Regions from separate parts of the Homo sapiens genome. Here region 1 is linked to region 2. The links are chromatin loops, found by intact Hi-C in ENCODE. Cell type or tissue: heart right ventricle. All regions are shown on one strand. Each heading gives the region's core, and the rest is flanking DNA. Links, peaks and the distances in the headings are about the cores only.

What was found. Peaks named below come from ENCODE experiments on the same cell type or tissue, not always from the same donor. Only the 100,000 strongest peaks of a DNase experiment are listed, where the experiment ranks them.
Region 1: a loop joins it to region 2, with 2.8 times the contacts of the local background. A loop is called at or near these places in 2 of 110 quality-filtered maps.

What each region holds. Positions count from the first base shown.
Region 1 is chrX:151,356,606-151,365,104 of GRCh38, forward strand. No RefSeq gene overlaps it. Among named protein-coding and RNA genes, the nearest start is that of VMA21, 36 kb to the right of the region's middle. In heart right ventricle, for the core only: a CTCF peak has its summit at 3,836 (motif pointing left); no DNase peak of the experiment used is centred there.
Region 2 is chrX:151,170,937-151,179,435 of GRCh38, forward strand. It overlaps GPR50 (G protein-coupled receptor 50), which reads left to right and starts at 5,648. Exons shown (of 2, transcript NM_004224.3): 1 at 5,648-5,972. The coding sequence starts at 5,786. GPR50-AS1 (GPR50 antisense RNA 1) reads right to left here and starts at 6,900. Exons shown (of 3, transcript NR_135300.1): 1 at 6,441-6,900; 2 at 5,859-5,939; 3 at 4,262-5,334. RefSeq lists enhancers at 3,343-4,312, 4,313-5,281. In heart right ventricle, for the core only: no CTCF peak of the experiment used is centred there; no DNase peak of the experiment used is centred there; H3K4me3 peaks cover 557 bases; H3K27me3 peaks cover 5,211 bases.

The sequences.
Region 1 (8,499 bases), core at 64-8,063, 190 kb after region 2:
ACAGAAAACCAAACACCACATGTTCTCACCCATAAGTGGGAGTTGAACAATGAAAACACTTGGACACAGGGAGGGGAACAACACACACTGGGGCCTGTCGGGGGATGGGAGGCAAGGGGAGGGAGAGCATTAGGACAAATACCTTATGTATGTGGGGCTTAAAACTTATATGACGGGTTGTCAGGTGCAGCAAACCACCATGGCACATGTATACCGATGTAACAAACCTGCACAGTCTGCACATGTATCCCAGAACTTATGAAAAAAAAAAAGTGCCTGTGTCTTGTGTTCCAGCTGGTAGATGCTGTACTGCAGCAGATGGGTTTGCTTATTTCCTCCCTTCCTCCCATTTTCTCCCACCCTCCCTTCCTCCCATTTTCTCCCACCCTCCCTTCCTCCCAGCTTCTCTTCCTTCTTTTCTCCCTTTCTCCTTTGTCCCTTCCTCTCTTTTTTCTTTTATTTCTCATTCCCTCTTCCCTCCGTCCCTTCCTTTCTTCCTTCCTTCCTTCTTTCTTCTTTTCTTTCAAGATTATTATTTCCACTTGATGTCAATACTTGCTTCCAATTTTAATTCCGTGCATGCAGACTGCAATCCTCTTACACCATGGAATGACGGAATTATCATAGGAGTTCATTGACGACAATTTCCCTTAAGACAGTACATAGGAAGGAGAGTCTTGAATTCTTCAAGGAATTTCCCACAATTAATTAAGAGGTGAGTGAATGCAGGCTATCCACCTGACATAAGCCAATATACATAACTTTTAACTGTCGCCCATGTGTCTTTTATACACCTCTCTGTACTTTTCAGCCTCTTCTTGCCCATGTTTCGGTATGATTTTTTTCTTTTAACTTATCTTCCAGCTTATTGACCTTCCTTCAGCTATGTCTAATCTGCTGCTAAACTCATATATCAAACAGTTTTTTCAGTTACTTTATCTTTCAGTACTGGAATTTCCATTTAATTTTTCTATATGACTCCTAGTTCTCTCCTGATAATCTTTAATTAGCCATGTGATTTCTGGAACCTACTAATCATAGTTATTTTAAAGCCCATGTCTGACAAGTCTAAAAGCTGTATCTTGTATGGATAAGATTTTATCATTTATTTTTTTCTCTTGGTTTTGGGACATGTGATTTTGTTTCCTGGTATGCTTGATAATTTTTAATTAAATACTAGACTTTGTTTATGCATATATCAAAAGATAATCTGAGGAGCCAGACGATGTCTTCTTGAAGAGAATTTACTCTGCCTTCTCACAGGTAATAAGGGTAGGAGCAGATCACCTAAATCTAAGGAAATCGTGAGCTTATTCAAGGCTGGGCTTCAATCTTTGCAAGAATTAGTAACTTTCTTCTTCACTCCTAATCCTAGTTGTAGCCCTTTAAGGGATCCCAACCTAAAACCTGTTTACAAGATCTGCTCCTTGGTGGGCCCTAATTGCCAATGTTCGTCCCTCCAACCTCAAAAGACTGTGGAAATCTACTCAGCCCCCTGGCCTCTTAGCCACTGCTTGGAATTGGCAAAAGCTTTTAGTAGAAAAGTTGTGTCAAATGTCAGGCTCACCTCTCTGTCTCCCTTCTTTTCTGGCATCTTGGTCTCTTTAGTCCTTGCTGCATTGGTAGCTCCCTACTGTCTTCAAATGTATTTTTTCCCCCCAAATCTTGTTTAGCTATTCTAGTTGTTCTCAGCAAAAAAGGTCTGTCTGCAAAAAGGAATTCTGGCTTTATCAGTAAATTTCCTCCTATGTCATTTAGCCTTGACTCTAGTAATATTTGGTAATTTTAGGCAGCACAATAGATCTTCAGCTCATCTTGCATATTTTCTTCCAGAGACCTGGAATAAACCATTTTCAAGGAGCTCTGGCGTGTTTCAATGAGAAATAGTATTTAAAGACCACTAGCTGGGCATTAGGAATGTTCTTTATTACTGGCTTGCATTATATCTTTGTCTTTTCAGTGGACAGAGCTAGAAAAATTACACCTTTTGGAGAGCAAAAACTAAGGAGTTCATACTGAAAATTTCAATTAATGAAAAAGACTATAGTGCATTTTACTTAATATCTTTTATCTGTAATGGATATCATTTTTCTCTTATGCTGAAAATCATTTTTCCTAATGGCATTAACATATATATCATTTGTTTTATTCTAATATTATGTGTGCTGAAATAACAATACCATCATAACTACTAACAAAAAACTAAATGTAATTTAACATTTCTTTCTGTTTGTCTTCAATATATATTCCACCAGGGATATACAGTCAAAACACTATGTTTCAAAAGTCTTCAAATTATTCTGTTTTGTATGATTATGCCATCAACTTGATATACAGAAAGATTCATTTATTTGAATTTGTTTTCAGCTTTATGGGATTGTTTTTTTCTCTTTGATTTGATTTTGTTTTTAAATTGTATGAAATATTAAATGGCTGTAAGTTCCAAAGTATAAAACAAAAGAAATTTAGCTTCCATCTCTGTTTCCTCTCCCCATTCTCTATTCTCTCTTTCTCTTCACCTACAGGCAGCACATTTTTGTTACTTTTTGATTTATTCTTTCACATTAAAATATACGTATTTTACTATTTTACACATATACTTATATGGAGACAGAGAGAGAGAGAGAGAGAGAGAGAGAGAGAGAGAGAGATTGCCACATTTGGGACAAAATCTAGATTCCATCCTTAATGCTTCTCTTTTCCTTACCCTACAAATTCTATCAATCAATAAATCCTAGGGCTACCTCCAAAGTATATCTCAAGTCCAAGGAGAGCTACCTTCATCTCCTGCCTGGAGGGCAGCAACAGCCTCCAGCTGCTCTTACCCCTGCACCTCCCGCCTCCCAACACACTTTCCCTGCTGCAGCCAGAGGCAACCTTTCAAAGCATTTTGCAAAGAGAGGACTAATCTGCTCTTTCCTGCTGTCAGCCCTTACTGGGACCTGAAGGCGGAGCAAGCCCCTGAACCCTGCATCCAGCATGGATCAGACTCCCGCCTTCTTCTCCTAGCCTGCTTCCCACCCCTTGCTAACATGCACCCTAGACTGCCAGCCACACTGAAACCTGTGCCTGGATACACTCCTGAGAACATGCTAGATCTTCCCAACTGGAATGCTTTTCCCTGAGCCTCAGTTGGATGCACTCACAGCACAATCCTGTTTTTAAATCCTCATATTTGGCATGACTTTATAGTTGTCCGGTAAGAAAAGACAGTATCAGAGAGGGACAGAAACTTGCTTAAGTTCCTACAAGAGTTTTTCCCACTTGTTCGTTGAACAAACTGTTCTTGAGCTGTGTACCAAGGTCTCTCCTTAGACATGTAGAAAATGGAGATGATTTTGCTTGGAGCTGCCTTACCCCCAGGCGGTCCTGGCTGTGAAAGACCTTATCTAACACAAATTGTGAAGACAGAGGCACTGCCTTGAGCACCTGAAAGAGCATCTGCTGAGTGTCCTTACCAATCCCAGCCCTTTCCGGCGCCCCGCCCTTCGCCTGTCTGGCCTAGTTCTCAAGGTCAGCTGGCAGGCGAACTAGCCAGCGAACTGTCCTTCCTGCTGCTGTTGGGGTGATTTATAAAGAGCCTCGGCTGTGACTCCTTCATGATGGCCTTGTCCGTGGAGCCTCAGCCACACCTGCCCTTTTAAAGAAGGCGGCGTGTAGTTCCGTGCCAAGGACTGCGGCGAAACCAAGCTGGTGTCCTCACCACCAGCAACCTCTCCCTGCATCCCATTGCCCAGGTTCCTGGAGCCCCACGACGACCAGGGTGCCCAAAGAGCCCCGGAGCGTATCCCAGCCTGTGCCCTCCAGGCGGCACAGAACGGCTCCGCAGTGCCACCTAGAGGCTTCCAGCGCCAGCCAGAGGAGAGAGTTTTTGTCTCTGCGGGCTTTGGGGGCTAGCTGGGCAATGGCTAGCACTTTGGAGGTTTGGTACCAGGGTGAGCTACATTTGGAGAAGTTCATTTCTGGATGTATGGCTGTACATTCAACCCCCTCGGAGCCTGTCTCCTGTAGCTACCTCTCCACCCCTAGTGCACACACTTAGGGCCAGTGTGACTCACAGCTCTGGAGAAACCCAAGAGCTGCCTCCAAACCTCTAGTCTTAACCAAATGGCAGAAACAGGAGAGCAAGTCCTGCAACATACCCCAGTGCAAGAGTTGTTCAGTAGATGAGATAAAGATAGCATTCCCAACAGAACCGAAGTGAAGGGACCATCAGTGAGATTGTTGGGACAGCTAGCTAGCCATTTCTAAAAAGGACATTGAAACTTCCACCTTGCACCATGCCCTCAAATTACATCCTGGTGGATTGAAGAGTGCAATGTCATACTAGAAGAAAATATTGGTACCTATTTGTATAGGCTTGGAGTGGGGAGGATATTCCAAATATAATACCAAGCACAGAAACTATAAAGGAAAAAGACTGATAAATTTGACTCAAAATTTAAAATCTTTTGTGCATTAAAAAAAAAAACTATTGATAAACTTAAAAGCCAAAATAATGTACTTGGAAAATGACCACACATCTGAAAGACAGTGACTAATATCCTTAATATATAGGGAGCTTTTACAAATCAATAGGAAAAAGACAAACGCTCCAGTGGGAAGATAGGAAAAATGCATGAACAAGCAATTCATGAAAAGACAAACAGATTACTAGGAACATTAAGAAATGTTCGGCCTTAGTAGTAATCAAGGGAATGCTAATTAAAACCACACAGAGATTATATTGTTTTCAACTACCAAATGAACAAAAATTTCAACGAGAACTAACTCATGGAGGGGACAGATAAAGCAGAGATCAGGCCTGCCGACACACGGCTATGGGAGGGAGCGGTGGCAAGGCTTTTCTGGAAGGCAACTTGGTGTCATGGAGTAAAAGCCTTAACAAATATTGCACATCTCTGTGCTCAGCAGTGTCACTTTAAAAAACTTATCCTAAAGACACAATGTGTGGAAAGATATAACTGGTCAGGGATGTTTGCAGTAGTCTTGTTTTTAATAAGGGTATAAAAAGGAAACAACCTAAGTAAATATACATTTATTTAAAATAATAAGATAGGTGTCTTCTCATCAACTTGGAAAGGTGTTCATGAGATATCACTAGGTGAGAAACACAAGTTACAAGAAAATTGTATGTATAATATAATTTATTTTATGTAAATAAAAATGATGTATATATTACATGGATAAAAACAGATTGAGTCATGCAGCACAATATTAACAATGATTGCCTTGAGAGGGAATAGAGATTATGCATTGCCTTTTTTACTTTTTTTGGCTTATTGATATTTTTATTTCAACATAGAAATATCCATACTGGCTCTTTTCTTGCCTTTACTTTTTCTTTTACTTTCTTAGAATTTTTTTTTAATTATAAGAATAATACAGGCTTGTCGTAAAAATTCAAACCCAACAAAAGTATATAGAGGCTTTCCCTCTGACCACCCCATTCCCCAGAGAGGACCATTGTGAACAGGTTGGTATATATATTTTCCAGACATTTGTATGCACATATAAACATATATGCATGTGTATATTTTAATATAAATAGGATCACACTGTATACACTGTGCTGTAACCTGCTTTTTTCACTAAATAGTATGTCATGAACATCTTTCTATGTCAATACACATAGATCTGCCTTATGTTTTTTAAAAAAATATGCTTTTCAACAGCTGCATATTATTACCTTGTACAGATATATTCAAATCTTTACTTTCTGATTTATCTACATTGATACGTACCATTTGTGTAATGAAAATATAAAAAAATGTTTTGTTGGAAAAAACAAAAAAAGAAAGAGGGAGAAAAGAAGGAAGAGAGTGAAATGATATTGTTTGTTCACCTTCACTTTCATGTGGATTTGGGGCTTTTTCTACTTGGGAGATAGATTTGATTCTAGAAAGCTGTCAGGGTTTGATGAGATGCAGAAAAAGTCTCACTTGCTCCATGATTAAACAAAAAAATCCCGGGGATCTTGGGACTTCTGACGGGCTTTTCCAGTCCAGGTCACCAGGCTTGGAGAGGAGGCCATGTCAGAGCAGAAGTTCTATCTGGGACTCTAATGACATTTACACAAGAAAACAGTAAAACTTAGAAGCAAAATCAATCATAACAACAATTATGGAAGTGAAACAAACCACTTCTTTCTTTTGCTTTTCACCTATATTTATTAACCATTTGTATTTATTCTTTGTTTTTTCCATTTTTCCAGCTTTATTGAGTGTAATCGCCAACTAAAATTGTATAAATTTAAGATGTACAACATGATGATTTGATATACATATATATTGTAAAATGATTACTACAATAAAAGTGGTTAACGCACCCATTACCTCACATTTTGTGTGTGTGTGTGTGTGTGTGTGTGTGTGTGTGTGTGTGTGTGTGTGTGGTGAGAACTTTTAAGATCCATTCTCTGGCCAGGCATGGTGGCTCGCGCCTGTAATCCCAGCACTTTGGGAGGCTGAGGCGAGTGGATCACGAGGTCAGAGTTCGAGACCAGCCTGACCAACATGGTGAAACCCCGTCTCTACTAAAATTACAAAAATTAGCCAGGCGTAGTGGTGCGTGCCTGTAATCTCAGCTACTCAGGAGGCTGAGGCAGGAGAATCACTTGAATCCGGGAGGCAGAGGTTGCAGTGAGCCGAGATTGCGCCACTGCACTTCAGCCCGGGCGACAGAGCAAGACTCCATTTCAAAAAAAAAAAAAAAAAAAAAAGATCTATTCTCTAATCAAATTTCAAGTATATAATATAATATTAGTAACTATAGTCACCAAGATGTACATTAGATCCCCAGAAGTTAATCCACCTTCAAACTGAAAGTTTGTACCCTTTGACCAACATCTGTTCAATTCCCCCACCAGCCAGCCCCCATCACCACCATTCTACTCTCAGTTTCTATGAATCTGGCTTTTTTAGATTCCACATATGAGTGAGATTACACAATAGTTATATTTCTCTGTCTGACTTATTGCACTTAGCATAACGCGGTCAAGTTTCATCCATATTGTTCCAAATAACAGGATTTCCTTTTTTAATGTCTGAACAATATTCTCTCTGTGTGTGTGTATGGTGTGTGTATGTGTGTGTTTCACATTTTTTTAAATCCATTCTTCTGTCGACAGAAATTTTGTTTTTTCCCTCCTTGGCTACTGTGAATAATGCTGAAACAAACATGGGAGTGCAGATATCTCTTTGAGGTACTGAATTCATTCCTTTGGATCTATACCCAGAAGTAGAAGTGTTCGATCATATGATTCTATTTTTAATTTAAGAAACTTCGATACTATTTTCCATAGTGGCTGTACCAATTTACATTCCGACCAACAGTGCAGAAGGGTTCCCTTTTCTCCACATCCTTGACAACACTTATTATCTCTTGTCTTTTTGAGAATATCATCGTAACACGTATGAGGTGATATTTCATTTTAGCTTTGATTTGCATTTTCCTTATGATTACTGATGTTGAGCACCTTTTCATGCACCTATGGGGCATGTGTAAGTCTTCTTTGGAAAAATATCTATTCAAGTTTTTTTTAACTCATTTTAAAATCAGATTATTTATGAGAGTATTTATTTTTGCTATTGAGTTGTATGTGTTCCATATATATTTTGGATATTAATCCATTATCAGATATATGGTTTGCAAATATTTTCTCCCATTCCATAGGTTGCCTGTACATTTTGTTGTTCCCTTTGCTGTGCAGAAGCTTTTCAGCTTAATGTACTCCCACTTGTCTATTTTTGCTTTTGTTGTTTGTGCTTTTGATGTCATATCCAAAAAAAAAAAAAAATCACTGGCAAGACCAGTGTGAAAGAGCTTTTCTCTTATGTTTTATTCTGGGAATTTTATAGTGTCAGGTCTTACATTGAGGTCTTTAATCCATTTTGAATTCAGTTTTGTGAGTGATGTAAATCGTGGTCCAGTTTTTTTCTCTGCATGTGGACATTCAGTTTTTTCAACACCATTTATTGACGAGACTATCCTTTCCTCATTGTGTATTCTTGGCACTCTTGTCAAATACTAGTTGACTGTCTATGGGTGGATTTATTTCTGGGCTCTCAATTCATGAATAGTCTATGTCTGTTTTTGTGCCAGGACCATGCTGTTTTGATTTCTATAGCTTTTAGTATACTTTGAAATTAGGGAGTGTGGTGCCTCCAGCTTTGTTCATCTTTCCCAGGATTGCTTTGCCTATTCAGGTTTTTTTTGTGGTTCCATAGGGATTTTAGAATTGCTTTTTCTAGTCTGTGAAAAATGCTGTTAGGATTTTGATAGAGATTGCATTGAATCTGTGGATCACTTTGGGTAGTATGGACAGTCTAACAATATTAATTCTTTCAACTCATGAACATGGGCTATCTTTCCACTTATTTGTGTTTTCCTCAATTTCTTTCATCAATGTCTTATAGTTTTCAGTATAAAAAACTTTTCACCCCCTTGGTTAAATTTACTCTTAAGTATTTTCAAACCACCTTCTAATCTCTTGCTCAG
Region 2 (8,499 bases), core at 380-8,379:
GGTTCTAACCATGATGAATTAAGCCTGGGGGATTTGGAGAGGACAATCATTCTCTCTGTTCATTTCACAAATGTGAACGGTGTCTCCAAGTTGGTAAAGTAAATGTGACCAGACGCAGTCTGATTAGGAAAAAAATCAGTACCTGTCCCAAACTGCTCTTGAGTTGGCTAATGTTGTGACTTGGCTTGTTCTCGGTTCCAATGACTTCATTCCTGCCTAAATCCCTACTCAGTTCCTTTGAAGATTCAACCTTACCATTGGAGTCTTGGCCCCACTTTCGACCTGGAACCAGAGCTCCCTTAGCCTGGACTGGCCCCACGCTCCGTTGAAACCCAGTTTCTCCTGCCTGAGCTCTCCCAGCCACCTATGCACTTGGGATCTCACCTATTTCTAGGCCAACCATACTTCCTACTTTCATACTGAAACGATGTAAAGGAATTTGATTGTTCTTTCTTGTGGAAAAAGATACAAACTGTGTCAGTGAAGCATCTCGGGGGTTGTGGGGGGCAGTGAAAAGGCAAGTCACTCTGTATGTCCCTTTCCATCTGACACACTCACAGGGGCCTGGGATGCTAGTGTGTGCCCATTGGTTGGCTTCTGCCAGGAATTGGAGCCTGGGTGTGCTAGGTGCAGAGTCTCCTGATATCGCAGAGAGCCCCTGTTCTCAATGGAAGTGCAACAGAGTAGAGTCTAGACAGAGTATTAGAAACTTTCAGGATAATAATCATGATAATAGCCAGTGGTTTTTGAATGCTTTTTCTGTTCTGGGTAGTGTTCTCAGTGCTTATATGCATTATCTCATTTAACTTTCCTATCAACCCTATGATGAGGCACTGTGATTATCTGCATTTTATAGTGAGGTGGCTGAGACACAGAGACGCTAAGTAACTTGCCCAAGGTCACATATCTGACTAGTAGTAAAGCTGGGTTCTGGGCTTGTTTTTACTTTCAAGAATTGAGTCAAATGTAGTCCCACTTCATTAAGCTGCTGGGATGGGAGGAGCAGGAGGGGCAGGGCCTGGATGGGTGAAGCAGCCAAGAGGCTCCTATGTAACTTCCTATGAAGAGGTAGTTGTCTCCAAACATGTGGAAACAAATTGAGAATGTTCTGCTTGTATTCAAGCTGAAAGACATTTTCATTCTTATTGGGTTTGCATCAAATTCTCATTTTGCTAGTCTTATACATTAGAGTATCAACCAATGGTCCCATGTAGCTTTAACAAATGATCTAATAAATTGAGAGAAGCATTGGCCAGAGAAAGTTGGAGTGCTTGGAACAGGCCTTGGCTGGCTGTCCAGCTCCACCTGGGGGAGACGGGAGGTGTGAGCTGGCACTAAGAGGCCCTCTGCCTGTCTAACTTGGACCAGGGTTGCTTGGGGCTAAAAGAGAGCCCAAAATGTTCATAGCAGCATTATTCACAATAGTCAAAAGTGGAAAGAACTCAAGCATCCACCAATGAATGAGTAAATGAAATGTGGTGTATCTATACAATGGAATATTATTCAGCCATAAAAAGGAATGAAGTGTTGACCTATGCTACTACATTGATGAACCTGAAAACATTATGCTAAGGGAAAAAAGCCAGATGCAAAGGCCACATATTGTGAGATTCTGTTTTGGTGAAATGTCCAGAATAGGCAAGTCCATAGAAAGTGAAAGCAGATTTATGGTTTCTAGGAGCTGGAAGGTGGCGGGGAGTCTGGAGTGACTACTAATTGGTATGAGGGTTCTTTTTGGGGTGTTGAAAATGTTCTGAAATTAGATAGTGATGATGATTGCACAACTTTGTGTATATACAAAAAACTACTGAATTCTACACTTTAAAGGGTGAATATTATGGTATATGAGGTATATGAATTACATCTCAATAAAAACAGGCAAACAAACAAAAACCAGAACAACAGCAACAAAAAAGAGAACACAAAGTCCACACTATTAAGACCCAGAGCAAAACACCGTCTTGGCCGGACGCGGTGGCTCACACCTGTAATCCCAGCACTTTGAGGGGCGGAGACGGGCGGATCACAAGATCAGGAGATCGAGACCATCCTGGCTAACATTGTGAAACCCCGCCTCTACTAAAAATACAAAAAATTAGCTGGGCGTGTTGGCAGGTGCCTGTAGTCCCAGAGCTACTCGGGAGGCTGAGGCAGGAGAATGGCGTGAACCCAGGAGGCAGAGCTTGCAGTGAGCCGAGATCGCGCCACTGCACTCCAGCCTGGGCGACAGAGCAAGACTCCATCTCAAAAAAACAAAAACAAAAACAACAACAAAAAAACAAAAACAAGCGAACAAACAAAACAAACAAACAAACAAAAACCACTGTCTGATGAAGCTGGGTTGTGGGAGAAAGACCTTGAGCTGAGAGGGAATCCAGCCTGGATTTAAGCCTTGGCATGACCTTGGACAAGTTCTTTCACCTCTCTGGGGCCTCAGTTTTCTTATCTATTTAATGACATTGTGAGAAAACATTTTCCCAATGAACTTTTGAAAACTATAATATGCTTATTTAAAACTGTACTCACTAGTTACAAGCAAGGCATTATTATAGTGCTGGAGGGTTAAACAGAGAGCTTAGAACGTTTGATAAAAGGTAACCTTCCATCATTGCCGATGTAAATCAGGGAACTGAAGATGCAGGCAGTACCCTCATGTGCTCAGAAGGATTACCCATTCCTGAGCAGAAACTGCTCACTTGCCCTCTCATTCCTCTGGGAATATTCCAGGTTTCCTCTATTTGGATTGGATATCTTAATAGCTTTAAAATCTCAAATAAAGGGTTTATGTCCACTCCAGTTATTTAGGGCTTCCTAACAAGCCTTTTAGAAAGAGACTTAATTAAAAATCCAGTGGAATCTTAAACCATGCACATTACACTCTATCCAATAAAGGACTCCCCCTTAACTCTTCCAAAGCAATTGAACTTACTGCACGAGACTTGTTTTGCCTTTGCAAACAGGGACCGATTTTCTCCCTCATATGTATCCTTATAACTGATTCAATATCTGATTTTCTTTTTTCTTTTTTTTTTTGAGACGGGGTCTTGCTTTGTCGCCCAGGCTGGAGTGCAGTGGCGGGATCTCGGCTCACTATAAGCTCCACCTCCCGGGTTCACGCCATTCTCCTGCTTCAGCCTCCCTAGTAGCTGGGACTACAGGCGCCCGCCACCACGCCCGGCTAATTTTTTTGTCAATATCTGATTTTCTTAGTACTGGGGCCATGTTCAGAATCTTTATTAAGACGAGTTCATAAAAATAAGAAAATTATTTTAACCGGATACATAATTCTGTCCCCCTAGATCATTAAAATATTCACCTTTTCCACTTGTCTAGTATTGAAAAACCAAGTCCCACCAGGTCACAGTCAAGTAGTGTCCAAGCAGGGGTAGGGGCCAGGGAGTCAGCTCACCCTTGCTCTCCTGCCTGCTCCTCAATCCCAGGGATGTTCAGGCCACATCCGCGGGGAATTCCCGGGGGCTCTAGCCACCTCATCTCAGAAGTGCAGTACACTGGAGTGTAGCAATGCCTGCAAGGTTTGCAAGCTCTCCTTACAGGTTTGTTTGGGGCAGGGGGAGTCTAGTGTCTTAAGTCACTAGAAGGTGTGTTTCGTTTTTTCCTTCAAATGTATTTTGTTTACTTATTTGAATTCAAAATCGCCCCTTCCCACAAGTGAAGGGATCCAAACTCTCGGGGAACCAGCAAGAACAGCCTGATGTGCATCCTACAAAATACTCCACTGCGCGGACGGGCTTTTGACTGACAGCCTCTTTACAGGGCGCACAGCTGTGTGGGGAGGACAGCGGAGCCCCTTCACTGTCTGCACTTACGGAAAAAAATGCGAGCGCGCGCGGCCGGGAGTTCCAGCCAGCGAGGGGCAGTGAGATAATGAATGTGAAAAGCCTCCAGGCGGGAGATTGTAATTCGCGCCGGATTCAGTTCACAGACGCGAAAGCCGCAGGATTGGGGTGGGGGCTTCATTTTCAAACAAGGAGACACATTTCCAGTTTAGGCTTTATAGCTAGAGACAGTGTGTGCAATCTTGGTTTTCAACAGTGTCTGTTTTTTTCGTTAAAGGTATCTGAATGTTGAAGTTCGTCGCGTAACAGGCCCCTACTACCTACCCCGCCTTGTCCGTCCCCCCACCCACCCCGGGGCAAGAGGGCTGCTGTGTCCAGACGATGGCGCTCCCGGCCAGTGCAACCCCTCTCCCCTACTGTGGCAAGAAGACTAGTCTGGAACAAGTTTCAAGGTGTTTACTGAGATTTTGAAAGGCTTCTCGACAGGAGCCGTAACTTTTAGTAGCCGGCAGAAATCCATTCCCGTGACCAAGGTTATTGAGGGAACGAGTGTCCGAATCACGCCCCTTTAGTTTTGCCCGAATATTCGAATTTTCCGTGGTCCCCGCGGAGCGAGATCCTGGGCGCACCGCAGGGGAACTGTGACGCACGGGGACAGAGATCCGCGGTGTGGAGGGCGAGGGGGGAGGCCTGAGAGGGATGGGGTCGAAACGAGAACCCCAGAAGGGCATGGGAAAGGAGAAAGACCGAGAGGAATCCTGACTGAGGCAGGGATCGCCGGTCAGCCAGAGGCTTCTTGGTTTAGCCGCGTGACACCTCCGCACCTTTCCCGCGGCTGCGGCGCAGCTCCTTCAGCCTTCCTGACTGCCCCGTGCCGCTCAGTAGAGAATGCCGAGCATCCCGAGAGGGAGAGGCGTCAGAGCCTCTCGTCCTGAGTTTCCTTGAGAAGCGGGGACCCAAGAGAAGAGCTTTATTGCCTGTTTTACTTTTTCCCAAAGCGTCCCTTGGCTTCCGCCGCCTGGCTGCCGGCAGCTGGAAAGGAGACGAGCTCCCGCTCCCGTTCGCCCCCAAACTGAGGACCGAGTGGCCACCAATGCCTTCCCTAGGTCCCAGGGTGCAGACCCGCTCCCCACTTCCAGAGTCGGGCGCAGGGTACATCTCTTTATGGAGAGTGCAAGACCTGGACCGGACTGAGCGGCTACTCGCAGCTGCCGCTAAGGGAGCCAAGAGGCTCCTGGCGAGAAAGGGAGCGGGGTTAAGTTCCCTAGGGATTAGGGACCCAGATTGGGGGTGGGAGCTCCCAGCAGTAGTCCCCTGTTCCCCGCGGGACACAGAAGGCTCTAGACAGGCAAGGGCATGGGGCGTGGGATGGACCTCACAAGGATACTTGCAGAGGCAAGCATCTAGCGTTCAAGGGGCCACCGGCTATCCCCTATACCCTGCTGGGGGCTGTGGACTGGCTTGGTCTAGCACTGGATCCTATGAAAGACTCTGTGCTCCGGCTCTGCAATCTACATCTCTTTGCCAGGTGTTTGCACTGGAGGAGAGAGGGAGAAGAACTTGCTAGAAACGAATGCACAGGGGCTGGTGGAGGGGGTGTGGGGTGGACTCCGAGCTAGTCATGATGCTTGCAAGGTACCTGGGAGATTGAGAGGCAGGGCAGGCTGGCTAGAGAGGAAGTACATACAAGGCAGTCGGAAGCAAGATGACACCTCAATGTGGATTTGTCCAATAAGAGGGGGTAGCCAAGGGGGGGGTATTCAGGGAGGTCTGATTGGTCGGGGGGAGGGATTTGGGGTGGGGCTAGCCGCCTCTTGAGGCTTTAAAAGCTCATCGGAGAGGGGCGGGATGCTGTCATTTGCTCTCTGACTCTCAGAGAGGGAGGCACGCTTTCCTGGAGCTCCTGGTGACAGAACAGGTGTTTGCTGTCTGGACCTGGCTGCTGATCCTGAGCCTGCTGGGAGATCTTAACGATCCCCAGGAGCAACATGGGGCCCACCCTAGCGGTTCCCACCCCCTATGGCTGTATTGGCTGTAAGCTACCCCAGCCAGAATACCCACCGGCTCTAATCATCTTTATGTTCTGCGCGATGGTTATCACCATCGTTGTAGACCTAATCGGCAACTCCATGGTCATTTTGGCTGTGACGAAGAACAAGAAGCTCCGGAATTCTGGTAAGCCACCCCTTCTTCTCCCTACCCAGTGTGCAGAGACTTGCAACCCCTAGGGCGTTAGTTTTTGAGCTCCCCGAATAGAGAATCTATGGACAGTGCCCTCATATTGAACATCCCTGCTCCCAAATTCCCCGCAAGCCTGGGGGTGGTAGTATTCTGTCCCGGCCCTCTAAACGTGGAGGTTCTCAAGGCCGAGAGAGCACAGAGAATTAGCTTTGGGCATCCAAGTACAAAGCGTTCCCGTGGTGCGCGGCAGCCCGAGGATCCCTGTCCCGTCGGGGCCTGATGCGGAGGGAGCCGGCACCCGAGCGGGAGAGTCAGGCGATTCGCCCGGGGACAGCAAGCCGAGCCGGACGCCGCAAGGGCGGCCGCGCTGAGGCAGCGCGGACCGAACTGACGCGGAGGGAGCAGCGGGGCTGCGACCTGCTCTGTGAAAGTTAAGTTCGCGGCGGCCGCGGCGGCCCTTACCAGAGCGCAACGCAGTGGCCTCTCCCTAGCCGGGCCAAGAGCCCGCTCGCCGCGGCCCTGGGGCTCCAGGACGGCTCCCGGGCAGATCCCGGGCGGCGGAGCACAGACCCCCGCGCCCGAGAATCGAGCAGGGAGGTCTGAGCCCGCCGGAGCCGAGCTCCGTCCGCCCGTCCCAGGGCGAACGGCAGAGAGAGGCAAGCGGCGGGTCGGGCACAGCAGGCGGTGGCAGCGACGGCGGCGGCAGCGGAGATCCCAAGGTCCGTAAGCGGGGAACTGGGGGGTCGCAGGGCGGGCCGGCCAAGAGGCTTGGGAGCTGGGCGTTGCTGGGGGTGGAGGGATAGAAGGCAGCAAAACCGAGTAGGGATTGGCGGGAGGGCGACGGGAGAGCTCAGAGGCGGCGATGGGGGACTCAGAGAGGCTGCAAAGGGCTGGGGTCTGGGAGCCGCAGGCGGGACTTCCCCCGCTGCTAGCCACTGCCGAGCGGGAGGAGGCCGGGGGCCGGGGGCCGGCGGCGAGCAGGGCAGGAGGGAAGCGTGGGAGGATGCCGGGCGCTGCGACCTGTGCTGGGGGTGGGGGCGGCAGACACTGCAGAGCAGCTAGTCCGGCTTACAGGTTGGGCGGGAGAGGGCTCTGGAAGGGAGGGGAAGGGGCAAAGGCGCCCAAACTCCGAGTTCAGGCCGGGGGAGGGAGGGGCGGCGCCTGGAATTTCCACCGCCAGATTCTCGATCGGCTGGGGCTAGGAGTGGGGACCGAAGGGGGTCTGAGAGGGTGGGGAGACCAGCTGGATTCTCCCGGGCAGGGCGTGGGGGAGAGGTGGCGGCCGGGGTCTGGGGGATTACTTTGCTTGGGCAAGGAGTCACGAACACTGAACAAGTTTAAAAACGCACTGACTGGCACACAGTCATTAAAAGTTTTCTTACAAAGTCTGGTGGGTGTCTCCGATTTCTCCTTCGTCTCCTGGAATCGTGGGGCCATACACTAGGTCTTCACCTTCACCCCCGCGGTGCGGTCCCGAGGTGCAAACCCACGGAATCCTGGGGGCGACCTGCGAAGCCCATTTTATTCCCTTTAGATTTCTTTTCTTTCTTTTTCTCCTTCTCCTTCCTTCCTTCTATAATTCAAATAAAGGCTTTTATGGTTGTTGTGGTTTTGTTTTTAAGGCTTTGCCCCTTCTCTTTTCGGCTGTATTTCCCTGAATTCATTACTCTGCCGGAAAACCATAGAAAGAACCTCTTCGGTAGAAAGTGCTGAGGCCGAGTGCTGACAGCGCTGGAGGAAGGAGGAAGAAGGAGCCATACCTTTGCCCTTTTCAAAAGCGCTCATTTTCTCCTAGTCCAAGATGAAGTGCAATATTTTGCCAAACCAATGCTAATTAGCAACGAGGTGTCTCCAAAGAAAGAGGGCTCTGCGCCTGCACCTGGCCTCTTCCTTCTCTTTTTTGTGAAAGGTTTTACAAAAAAGTTCCCACCTCAGCCCTACAAGACCGGAGTGGGGGTGACCCTTCTTCTCTATCCTGTTTAACCTGAAGGCTCCAGTAAAGTTCAGTGCCCGGCGCTGGGAGCTCTGTGCAGGGCGCTGAATGTGCCAGTGCGCGGCTCTGCGCGTGGACGTGGACGCGGCATGTAACTGAAACAGGCACTTCTGCTAATCCTTGCAGGATTTTTTCTCCTCCCCCCCACCCCCGCCCACCTCGCGCCACCCTTCCCGCCCGCCCTCTCACTACTTCTTTGGTCTCAGACTAAATTTTACAGGGCTTCCCTGCTTCCCCTCAGTTTTCACTCTTAGGTTACCTCGGAACGGTAAGTATTTGACTTGGCAAGGTTTTAGGTTACTGCTTGATCCCATCGGAAAAGACTGTTTAAGAAGATGGCCTCTAATGCCTTTTCTCAGAATCTTCTCTCTAGTAATGTGTTTATTATAAATGCAATGCTAGGCTATAGGAGGGAGATGGCTAATTTATCTTTTTCTAATTATTTAATTATTTTTAATTTTTTTAGTTTGAGGCTTCCTGACATCCCTCCAGTGTCTCTCCTTGCCCCCCACTCTCCAGCCTCCTTCC